2 separate regions of the Homo sapiens genome follow, and region 1 is linked to region 2. Evidence: chromatin contacts called from ENCODE Hi-C or POLR2A ChIA-PET data. All regions are on one chromosome and are shown on one strand. Each heading gives the region's core, a stretch centred on a gene start or an enhancer-like site at or near the end of the contact. The rest is flanking DNA. Distances are from core to core; before and after follow the strand shown. Region 1 overlaps TMEM272 (transmembrane protein 272). Region 2 holds the start of DLEU2 (deleted in lymphocytic leukemia 2).

Region 1 (5,903 bases), core at 603-3,102, 1.7 Mb before region 2:
AAATCACTCTGCATGCCTGCCCCCATCAACATTTCCTGGAGGTGAAGGTCAAGGTGGGCATGGAGGGCAACTTCTCGGGTCTCTTTGAGAGAGGGGCAGCACCCTGCCCTGTGCACCCTACCCGCTGTGGGTAGCAAGATCAGAGCTGGCGTTTGGTGGTGTGCACGTGAGGCTCCCAGCCAGAGGCACTTGCAGCCTTAGAGCTCTTCTCTAGAGAAGACAGATTCCCAGATAAATCCTAGATCTTTGACAATTCAAAACCACAAAGGACCTTGCAGATTAAGCCAGGTACAGTGGGCTCTGTATAAATACAGAAAGCCCAACTCAAGCTGGCTAAAGTAATAAAGGGGATTTATTGGCTCCTATAAATGGCAAGTCCAGAAGTAGTTTAGCATCAAGGGTGGTGTGATTCCATGGGTGATGAATGTCTCTGAGGACCCAGTTTCTTTTTACCTCTTCTCTTGCCTCTCAGGGCGTTGTTCTCATTCGCAGGCTGGCTTCCCCTCATGATGGCAAGAAGGCTGCCAGCCACCCCCAGAGTAATTCAATTCCTCACCAGTGGCCAGGGAGGGAGAAACCTTGTTTCTGGAAGTTCTGTCAGCAGAGCGAGAAAGCTTTTTCCTGACTCTCAGTAAATCTCCCAATATAAGTCATGAGCCCATCCACTAATAACGTATCTGGTAAGTGGGGCTCTGCTGGTTAATTGAGGGTGAAACTTCATGCCCTTTTCTATGGCCAGGGTGGGATCAGCTTCTGCCAGAGCACATAAACGGCACAGCAGAATGGGGAGGTAGGGAGGTGGGGGTACCCGAAAATAATTAAGGTGATGACCTAGAGAGGAAGGAGTAGATGCTACAGAAGCTACCATGAGGTTCACTCAGAGATCCTCTGCTCTCAGCATGACAACAGGACTCAGCAGAAAGCACAGATGTGTGATGCTGTCAAGACTCTGACAGTGGGAACTGGGGGGCAGGCCTACCCAAGAGGCATTCAAATTCACACTTTCAAAAAAAAATGCTGGCCAAGCAAAACCTATATCTGCAGATATATCTGCCGATCTGGAGAACAGATGAGGAAACCAAGAAGCAAAGCAGGGAAGTAATTGCCTAATCACAAAAGTTGCCATACCCTGAGGTCCTTGTGCATACATCTGTCACCACCTTTTACAGAAGAGGAAAACGGCTTCCGGATGTCAACGAATTTGCCCAAAGCCACATGGCCAGTGAGTGACAGGGCCAGGATTTGGACCCAAGCCTGTGTAGCCCCCATTCCTCTGTTCTTTCCCAATGTCTAAAAGTTGGATTGGTGGCATTAACAGAAAGAAAAACCCCAAGCCAGTTCAAAGCTCTATTATACTGTGTGTCAGCAAGAAGTTTTAGGAGCCCATCTAATGTCATGGGCTGTGGAATATATAACCAAGTGAATGGAAAGGGAAGAAGATTTTGTGAAGCAAATACTTTCAGTGATAAAGTGAGTTGTCAGTGAATTTTATCCAGGGAAGAGAAGAACCATCTGCCCTGAGTACAGGCACCCAGGAAGCACAGGGTGAATCCTGCCTGGCTCAGTGGATGCCGGCAGCTTCTGGCATCCTGGCACGGGCACAGTGGCAGTTTATAAACTCCTTTTCCATAAGCTGTCAGACTTGGAGAGGTCCTGCAGGATATCTGGGCCTTGGCATCGGCAAAGTGATCACGAGAGATGTTCAGCTCTCTGAGAAGTGCAAGTCTTGGCTTGCATCCACTGTGTGGGAGCCCCAGGCGAGCTGCGACCTTCTCCTCCTGTCTGCTGACTTGCCACTGGAGAGAAAGTCAGGTTTCACAGGATGCTTAAGAAACTGCAGTGAAGAGGAAATGCAGGGGTCTGTGTGTTTCTAACCCAGTGCCTGCCCCTTCTTCTCCTTGCAGCCTGCTTCGTTGTTGTGCTCTGTGCTTTCCTGGCTCTGCCGCTGTCCATGACCTTCATAGGTAAGCTGCCTTCCGAGCTGCTGGACGCCACAGGTCAGCCAGGTTGGGGCATGGACCCAAGGCATGTAATCTTTAAACATTAAATATGTGTTTAAGAAGAACTGGCCAGCCCGATGATTCCCAGACACCTATGTGCCATCTCAGAATGACTTGGTGAAGATTTAAAAAATACACATTCCTGGGCCCCGCCCTGGGAGATATCAGTGCAGTATATCTGGGTGGGGACAGACACTCTCTTTTAGAAATCTGTCCCCAGATGATTCTGATCCCTCCAGCCCAAGTTTGGAAGTGACTGGGCTAGAGGTTTCCCAAAGTCCCTTCCCAGTTCCTATGTTCCCTTGTGGAAGCAGGTTGCAAGCAATACAAAAAATGCACCTGGCGTTAGGTGATGTATGGGCACTCTATACATTTTTTTTTTTTTTTTTTTGCTGAATGAATGAGTAAATATTTCCATAAATCACGTATATTAAACAACCTCATAATCCAGAAGTGTGAGGTCTAGCGAAGGTCAGGGGAGGGGCAGGATGGGGGAAGCTCCTTAAGTAGCTAAAAATTGTTATCACGTGTCAGTGAAATTAATCTCATGCTCCTGAACATTGCTAATGGGAGCCCTGTGTACAGGACCTAGCTACCCCTATTTACCTAGAAGCCCAGCATGGCTGGGCATGGTGGCTCACGCCTGTAATCCCAGCAGTTAGTGGGGCTGAGGCGGGCCGATTGCTTGAGCCCAGGAGTTTGAGACTAGCCTGGGCAACATAGTGAGACCTTGTCTCTACCAAAAAATGCAAGTCTTGACTTAAAAATTAGCTGGGTGTGGTTGCGTGTGCCTGTAGTCCCAGCTACTCGGGGGACTGAGGTGGGATGATCGTGCCACTATACCTCCAGCCTGGGCAACAGGACTGAGACCCTGTCTCCAAAAAAAAAAAAAAACACAAAAACAAAAAAGAAGCAGCTCAGCAGGCCCAGTGTTCTAGGTCCAAGCTCACAGCATATTGGAGCAGAAAGTAAAAGAGCATAGGAGTTGTTGCAAAACAGCAACAACGAAACACCCAGTACCCTAATTGCTTAATGGGTAGGAGCCTTCCTTTTGAGGTGATGAAAATGTTTTCGAACTAGATGGAGGTGGTAGTTGCACAACACTGTGAATCCACTAAATGCCACTGAATTATTCACTTTAGAATGGTTTCTTTTGTTATGTAAGTTTCACCCTGCCACCCCTGCTAAAGCCACAATACTAAAAATGGAAACAAAAACAGTATCCTTAGATCTGTAAGACATGAAAGCTAACAGCCTGACAGGAAATAAAAAAGAAGATAAGATTTTAAGGTTTGCAGAGAACTGAAACAGCCAAGTAGTCTGGGGCCATTTAGTGTAAGAGTGAACAATTCAATCACTTCAGCAGGCCCTGGTGCTGTGATTATTACAGTGCAATTCAAAAATTAACACTTATTATATGGCTCTGTTCTTCCAAGAAGAGTTCACAAGATGTTAGGCATGCCCTGCTTATGAAGTCGGGGGTACTCTCCAGAGGGCATTCTATGCAAAATCTGTAAGGTAAGAGAACCCTAGCCTTTGGACCCTGTGGTTAGTTACCTTTCTTTTTGCTTTCTTTTGAGACAGGGTCTCACTCTGTCGCCCAGGCCGGAGTGCAGTGGAGCGATCTCGGCTCACCGCACCCTCTGCCTACCCGGCTCAAGTGATTCTTGTGCCTCAGCCTCCTTAGTAGCTGGGATTACAGGCGCCCACCACCATGCCTGGCTAATTTATATATTTTTAGTAGAGACAGGGTTTCACCACGTTGGCCAGGCTGGTCTTGAACTCCTGACCTCAAGTGATCTGCCCGCCTCGGCCTCCCAAAGCGCTGGGATGACAGGCATGAGCCACCGCGCCCAGCCAGTTATCTTTCAAATGAACTTAACTGCAACAATTCATCCACCAATAAGGCTGCATAAAAGAGACAAGACCCCACAAGCCAATTCCCATGGATATTATATTAAAATCACCACATCCACTGCGGAAAGAGGGTTTTGGAGGTGTTATTGCTTCTAGAGCAATATTGGTTATAGAGTTTGTGTTTGGGGTGATGAAAACATTTTGGAAATAGATAGTGGTGATGGTTGCACAAGATGATGCATGTAATTATGCCGATGAATTGTACACTTAAATATGGTTAAAATGGCAATTTTTGTTGAGATATTTTATCACAATAACAAATATTTTAAAAATCACTACATTTGGTAGTTGTTATCAACTGAACTAGGGAGAGATCTAAAACCAAAAAGAATAATCGTGATACTGCAGATCAGACAAGAAAGAAAATCTAGAGTTAAGGTAGGTCCTAAGAAGTACATGAGAACACAGGGGGAAAGATGGCTTTTATTAAATTTATTAGGATCGTTTTAAGCCATCTGTGCACTGATTGACTCTCCTGTGAACAGCAGCTGTTTTTATTCATTGGGAATGAGCAGATATCTAAGCCATTACTCAATGTTCATTTCACAGCTGGCTTTTGAATTGAAAGGCAGTCCATGTCCAACAAATTTGGCACCAAGTACTTAAAGGTCTTTGTGTGAAAAGGCTGTGTTGAGACTTGGAAAGTATTTCCATTTAATAACAAATTCACCTAAACATCAGAGATAACTAAAAGACAAGCCTCCATAGGTTGATGATTGGATCAACGTGTATATTTGACTAAACTCTGTTTTGGGCCCTGAATTTATGGCTCTCTGTATACCTAGAAAATTTTGTTCATTTCAATGGAATATGGTGTAGTCATAGAAAAACAGTTTACTCCCTCTGCTTAAGTATCAAGGCATTTATAGGGAATAAAATTCCAAATCAAAGCTAAAAGTCTAAATGTCATTTAAACAGGAGGCTTTGGTTCTACAGTAAGAATTCCCTTTCTTGGACTCTGTTGACAGATGTGTTAGTCAGGGTAACTTAACTGTGCTACAGCCACAAATTAACCCTGGAATCCCAGTGGCTTAACACTGTAAGAGTTTATTTCTTGCTTACGCAAATTCCATCATGGCTCAGGGGGCATGGGGACTTCTCAGGCAATGTGATGACATAATAGTCCAGTCTGCTTCAATCTTGAGAACAATCCATCTCCACCCATGGTTTCCAGGTGGTCAAAGCAGAGGAAGCAAACAACGAATCATGTATCAGTTTTTAAATGCTTTGGCCTGGGCTGGGCACAGTGGCTCAGGCCTGTAATCCCACGCTTTGGGAGGCCCAGGCAGGAGGATCACTTGAGCCCAGGAGTTTGAGAACAAGCTGGGCAACATAGTGAGTCCTTCTTCTCTACAAGAAAAAAAGAATTAGCTGTGCATAGTGGCACATCCCTGTGATCCCAGATACTCAGGAGGCTGAGGTGGGAGAATCGCTTGAGCCTGGGAGGTTGAGGCTGCAGTGAGTTGTGACTGAATCATGCTACTGCACTCCAGCCTGGGCAACAGAGCAAGACTCTGTCTCAAAAAAAATAAATGCTTTGGCCCCAAGGTGTCCCACAGCCCACTGGTCAGAACTGGTCACACTGCCTTGCTACCCAACAAGGGCACATGCTGGGCAGTCAGTGTCTCCCATAGCAAAGGTGTGTGTTAGAATTCATCTGGAGCTTGGTTGTTTGAGCCAGACTGGTCCCTGAGGGAAATGGGCATTTCTTCTTTATATGTTAAATAGACACATCATATCATTGGTTAATAGGTCTAGGGAACAAAGACCTGAGAAAAGTAGACAGAGCATTGCTTTGGGGAGAAAAACTACCATTAAGAAAGGGTAGACTGGGTAGGCTGGCTTGGTAGTACTCTGTATCTGGTAGCTAAGGATATGTGAGTACACGCGTGTTTCCCAGCATGGGGTCCAGCGAGTGGCATGGTCAATGGTTATCATATGGTGACTGTGACTAACACGGCAGAGGGCTTGCTGCACAGGGAGGAA
Region 2 (6,037 bases), core at 170-2,669:
TTTCCCAAATAGAGGCAAACTTATTGCTGTCTTGACTGGCCCAGCGAAAGCGCTCTCAGCACTGGCTGAGCCCAGTGCCCAGCCAGGAAGCTCGGCTCGGGTTGCGCGAGTCCTTGAAGAGTCCCCCACGGCCTGCAGTTGGCCCGAATGAGGGTCTGTGCGCGGGAACGGTTTCCCCAAACCCCTTAAGTAATAACATAACCCTTCCAGACTGTTCATCACACTGTTCAGCTGCCAGGAAAGGTGCGACGCGCTTCTTGCCCTCGTCCCAGCTCAGCTCTAGTTTCTTCCGCCAGTGAGCTGAGAAGCCAAATTATTTTATTCCCACCCTGTAAAGTTAAACTGCAATATACATAAATCACTCAGGGAAGCTGCTAAGATAAATAACACTCAAATGAGCTACTTGCACTTGGTATTGTTGTAAGGCCTTCCTCTGGTGTTTACCGCCCTCCTTGTTTACATGAAGCTCAGGAACAGCGGCTTTAGGCCGGTAGGGAGCTCAGTTTCATTTCAAGGGTATGGCAAGGCCTATCATTTCGTCATAAGGCTTTGAAGGAAAGTTCGTCTGTTTTTGTCTCACATCTAACTTCCAGTAACTTCTCAAAAACTATATTCTTCCAACTGTAGCTCCGGTCTGCAAACTCCCTTCTCCCTAGCTGTCCGGGAAGGGGGACTCGAGCTCGCGCAACGCCCCGCTGCACCTGCGGAGGAGGGAGAGCGTCTGGGTGCGCCATGGAACGCCCGCACCGCGCTTCCCGCGCTCCGCCCGCCTGCCCGCGAACGGCTGCGAGCCACCCCCGCATCCCTCACACCTCTGCCCTCCCCAGTCGTGCGCGGGAGAGGGGGCTAGCACCGCAATGCCTGGAAGAGCGGCCGCGCGAGGGGCCTGGGGACAGGACAGCCTCCCGGCTCCGAGGCGAGGCCCGAATGCGCGCACACTCGGCGAGCGGGGCGGCGACTGGGGAGCCGGAGACGAGAGAGGGCGGAAGTGCGGGACGCCCCGCAGCACTCCCACAGGTCGCGGAGCCCGAGATCCTCGTCGGGTGGCGAGGGCGTGGGTGCCCACGCTATGCGTGACGCCTGAGCCGCGGCCCGAGCCCACGAGCTGGGTGAGGCCGCTGCCGCCGCCGCCGCCACGAAGCCTGGCGGGCGGCGCGGAGCCCCGGGGAGCTGGTTTTCCCGGGCGGGCACGTGACGGGGTTGGCAGCGTTCGGGCCCCGGCTGGGAGGGGGAAGAAGCGGGGAGCAGAAGGCCGCGGGCGGGCGGCTGGCGCGCTGTGTACTTAGGTCGTGTGCTGGGGCTTTTCTCTCCCAGGAGCCGGCGGGGGGAGGGGAGGGGGAGGGGCCACCGCTCCGCCTTCTCCTTTTCGCAATGTTGACGCAATCTATAAATAGTGGAACAAAAGGACCAACTTCCTCGGAGCTTTGCTGAAACTGCACAAAAAATCGAGCCGGGGGGTTCCCTGGTCCCCGGCGATGGGGCGGGGAGCGCTGCGCCGGGGGAGGGGGCGGGCGCGGCGGCGCGGGCCCCGCCGAGGGGGGACACCTGGCTGAGGCACAGCTGCCGCCGTGCCTTTCCGCGCGAGCCCAGAGCTCCGATCCCTGCGCGGGCTCGAGAGCTCGCCCCGAACGGGGGTCTTCCTCCTCCGCCGTTGACAGGTCAGTCCGTACCGCCCCTTTCAACACTGTGGGCTTTCTTTTTCCTCCCCCGAGCCTCCACTTTTAGAAGGGAACTGAGAGGAAAAATAGAACGAGGCGCTGCAGCAACAGCCAGCAAATCTGCAACCCCAGCAGTCCACACGGCAGGGGTGGCCGAGGGGGCTCAAGGAGGCGGTCCCCGCCTGGCCCCTCGTCGTATGGCCGGTGCCTGCGCCGCAGCCAAAGACGGAGGACTGGCGTGCGCCACCCGGGCGGTAGGGAGAGCGGAGGCGCGGGCCGCCTTGCTGGGGTCGAGGAGGGGCTCCCGGCTGCTTCTCTCGCCCGTGGGCCGACCCCCGGAGGCTACGCGTCAGGGCCCGGAGGCCGCTGCATGCGCCTCGCTCCCTCCGAGCTCGGACCCGGCGCCTCAGCTTCGTCCTCTAACTGCTGTGGGAGGATGGAGCAGAGAAGCGCTGTCGCTGCACGCCGCCGTGCCCCCTGGCTCTGGTGCCCACGCAGCCAGCAAGCACTGAGCTGGGGGGCAGGGTGGAACCGGGGCACGCTCGCTTCTCGGAGCCTCGGACCTGAGCGCGAGCGCCCGCCGCGCCGCCGTGGCGGTTCCACAGGGCGCGGGGAGGGGGCGGAGCTGGCGCTGTTGACAGCGGTGCCGGAGCGGGGAGGGCGAAAGTTGGGGAGAGGGGGCGGGGGAGAGGTGGGAGTCGGGGCTGGGGGAGAGAGCGCGCGCGCGGGCTTCGGCGGGGAGAGGGGGGCCGGGTCATGTGATGTACAGACACCCCCGCTACAGGCTGGCTGCAGGGGTGACGTCACCACCCTTGACTGCAGGGGGTGGCACTTCCGCTCCCTCCCCAGCTGCTCCCCAGCCCCTGGCACCGCCGGCTGGAGCCCTTTCGCAGTTTGAGTGGGCAGAGGGAGAGAGGGGTTTTCCTTCTGGCCCCAGCCCGACTGCTTCTCCCGCCGCCCGGAGTCCCCGCCCTGGGACCGGAATGGGAGCCGCGGCCGCCCCCTCCCGACGCGTCCCATTGTGTGAGCGGGCGGCGCAGGGCGGAGGCTGGTGCCGGCCCCCCGCAACTCTGCGCTCCCGAGGGGGCGGGGGCGGACCCCGCGCAGTCAAGGCCAGGTCCAGCCGCCCGCCGGCTCCTCCTTCCCCAGAGCGCCGTCCGCGCGCGGGAAGTCCGACGCTGTCGACTCGGTCCGGACACCGCGGCCTCGCCCGCGTCCCTGGGGCGCCGGGTGGTGAGAGACCCGCTGGGCCGTGTGGGCCCGCAGTCCAGCCCAGCGGGTGTGTGGTTGGAGTCTGTCACAGAGCCCCGAGGGACGCGATCCCAGCAGTCGTTACGCGCTATTTGGGGAAACTCGGGGTTTTGGTGACTCAGCGCGGTGAGCGCTATTTATAGGTAGATGCGTTAGGAGAAGGGAAATAAGCTTCGCTCGAATCCGTCCATTCGTCCGCCCGAGGACTGCAAAGAGCTCCGTTTGGAGGCAACAACTGAAAGACTTCTGAAAAAGATTTGGCAGTTAGAGCCTGTGGTATAAGACATAGCAGGCCTCGCCAGGAGACTAGTTACAACAGTTCGTCTCAAAAAGTTAGAACGTTTTCTGGAGTAGATGGAGGATTTTAGGGACACGTCATGACCCGTAGAGTGTCTTTTTGGGTGTTAGTGTGTGAACCACGAGCAATAATTCAGGTGAAAACCGAGCAGTCCTCCCAGTAGATCGCAGTCTATCAAGAACTGCGTTGTTAGTTGCAGGATTTGTAAAATACATAACATCATATGTGGATAGGTATTAAAAAACTGAATGATGTTGAAAGTTGCTATGCAATATTCTGTAACAGGAAGGTGTGTGTGGCATTTATCTAGAATAAAAAATGTGGAGATTGTAAATTACATGTTTACAATCCAATTTCTCCCTCCCGAAAAGCACTATGAAAAAAAGGCCTTTGATTCTTCAACAGTGTATAAATGCTACACAAACAGTTTTGGCTTCACTTTATGATTTTGATTCTTTTTTCCCACCTCCACCCCAGTTTGTAAATCCAGGAGGTAGATGTTAAGAGAGAGCAATTGCCAGGTTAGCTGCAGGGAGGCAAGAGGCCAGGTCGGGCAGGGCTTTGTATATACCCTGCATGCTGAAGAATTTGGACTTTAGCCTGAGACCTACAAGTTTTGGGGGAAACACATACCTTTTGAGGAAAATAAAAAGCAATGGGCTCTTTCTCTAGGAAAAAAAAATGCGCTTACATACCTATACTAAAATTTTGCATACAATTTTAGGGGGGTTACTTGCTTTATGAGTAAATTCCTATTCTGCCTCAGGACTAAAACATAGGAAAGGGAGAGCCATGAAAGGAGTTTTGGAAATGTCATATTGAGGTGTACACTGGTTGAAGTCCTGGAGACTTGAAGATGGAATGTAAAACAGCCTGTGACCTAAGTAACAATCAATTAGGACCACCGCTGTGTACCTAGGGATAGTGGGGATAGAGAAAAGAGGAATTCAAGGAAGTAATTAAATTGGTGGAATTCTGTTGGTGGAATGGGAAAACTGGTTGGCTGTAAAGGGCAAGAGCAAGAGATACCCAGATTTCTGGTTTAGGGTGTGGACTAAAAGGAGAAGTAGGCCTCAAGTCTAGGGGAAGGAACTCTGTTTTGTCCCTGTAGAATCTGAAGTATCAGAGAACTACTGGGGGAGCAGGGGGTGTTGAAGTAGTTTGGCTCTCTGGAGTCATTAAAATGTAGGTGATAGCTAAAGCAGTGGGAGGGGCTTAGATGGACCACAAAGGGTGCCCTGTAAGAAGTGGTCTGAGGAGGGAACCCTGGGAACACCCATATTCAGGGGAAGAAGGGGAGCAGAAGGAATCTTTGAAGAACCGTGATGAGTGACTAAAGACAGAGCAGTGTCCGTAGCATATAACTGATGAATAAAATCCTGCTTCCTTGATAATAGAAACATGTTGCTGCTTTGTTCCCTTTATATGACTGAAAAAGCTGTGTTCTCTTTCAGTGAAAAAGAAACCATAATTGTCTTTCTGGAGATTTGAATTTAGAAGGACAGTGAAGATAGGAGAGGATGAAATCTTGCTTCTCCCTTTTTTTGAAACTAGAGATACCTAAGGAAGAAGAAAAGGAGAAATGGAAGAAATCAAACTTTGTCTTTCCCCTGCTCAGTCTCTAAGCCCTCAAGGAAAGGTGTTGGGATAGACTGAGTCCCCATGATGGTGTTTTTTGCACTTCAAAAGCACACTTAATCTCCAACAGTTAGTAGCAGAAGGTGCTAAACTCACAGTCTGGCTAAGGAAATAAGGAAGCGTGGAAGGAAAGGGTTTTCCTTTGCCTCTTCCATTTCCTTCCTTCCAACAGGTTAACCCGTTACAGTTAACCTGACTAGGGATTTATTGGAAGCAGTGACTTAAGTACAGAAACCACCCCAAAATTTAGTGGCTTAAAACAACATTACCTTGCCTAGTAGAGAAAACTTGTTTCTAATCCACTGGATGACAGCTGGGGCAGCTCAAAGGCTGGAGCTGGCATCATCTGAAGGCTTGTCCACTTGCTTGTCTAGTGGTTAATACTGACTGATGGCTGGGGCTATCAGCCAGAACACCTACACATGGCCTCTCCATGTGGTCTGGCTGCCTCACAACAGGGTGGCTAGTTCCACAGGTCCTAAGACTGAGAGCCAGATGGAAACTGTATCACAGAGTCTCACTCTGTCACCCAGGCTGGAGTGCAGTGGCGCGATCTCAGTTCACTGCAACCTATGCCTCCTAGGTTCAAGTGATTCTCCTGCCTCAGCATCCTGAGCAGCTGGGACTACAAGCACGTGCCACCACGCCTGGCTGATTTTTGTATTTTTAATAGAGAGGGGGTTTCACCGTGTTAGCCAGGATGGTCTCGATCTCCTGACCTTGTGATCCGCCCGCCTCGGCCTCCCAAAGTGTTTGGATTACAGGCGTGAGCCATCACACCTGGTAAAACTGTATCATTTTTTATAACCTAGTCTTAGAAGCCATGCAGCATCATATCCATCACTTCCGTTTGTTAAAAGCAAATTACTAAGGCCATATGTGTTCTGGGGAGGGGAATTAGACTCCACCTTTTAATGGTAGGAGTGTCAATTTGCAACATGTTTAAAATCACCACATGTAACTTCTGATAAATAGATTTATAAACAGTACATTTGTACATTAGAAAAGTTTAAACATAAGAAACCTAATAAATACCCTCTTTTTTATATTAGAATGAAATATAAAAACCCAAACATTTAAATGTTCCAGCAAAGCTAATCCTGAGCCAACTTGAGTAGGCAGTCTGTCTCATAATCTTCCTGCACCTTTCTTCTCCCTGTGTCCATTCCCTCCAGGTCAGGCCTCCTGTGCA

What was found. Hi-C counts contacts between places; a loop is a spot of excess contacts on that map. ChIA-PET counts read pairs that join two places held with the same protein, here RNA polymerase II (POLR2A). Pooled maps may share reads with other maps.
Region 1: a loop to region 2 is called in a map of CD4-positive, alpha-beta T cell, with 4 times the contacts of the local background. The contact joins the enhancer-like site here to the promoter of DLEU2 in region 2. A Hi-C loop is called at or near these places in 2 of 168 maps with a recorded cell type or tissue (CD4-positive, alpha-beta T cell and naive thymus-derived CD4-positive, alpha-beta T cell) and 4 of 50 pooled maps. POLR2A ChIA-PET finds 5 or more read pairs at or near these places in 2 of 52 experiments (CD4-positive, alpha-beta T cell and naive thymus-derived CD4-positive, alpha-beta T cell).

Annotation. Positions count from the first base shown.
Region 1 is chr13:51,822,627-51,828,529 of GRCh38, reverse strand. It overlaps TMEM272 (transmembrane protein 272), which reads left to right. Exons shown (of 5, transcript NM_001351003.2): 3 at 1,905-1,964. Among named protein-coding and RNA genes, the nearest start is that of TMEM272, 20 kb to the left of the region's middle. Within about 2 kb of position 1,852, at least 14 of the 41 ENCODE cell types and tissues checked have a DNase peak (open chromatin) inside an H3K27ac peak, as active enhancers do; they include CD4-positive, alpha-beta T cell, where a contact is called at or near this core.
Region 2 is chr13:50,120,923-50,126,959 of GRCh38, reverse strand. It overlaps DLEU2 (deleted in lymphocytic leukemia 2), which reads left to right and starts at 1,419. Exons shown (of 14, transcript NR_152566.1): 1 at 1,419-1,658. The region is part of intron 2 of DLEU1 (deleted in lymphocytic leukemia 1); the gene reads right to left. RefSeq lists silencers at 967-1,296, 1,327-1,536, 1,857-2,366, 2,447-2,956 and enhancers at 588-1,298, 4,615-5,140.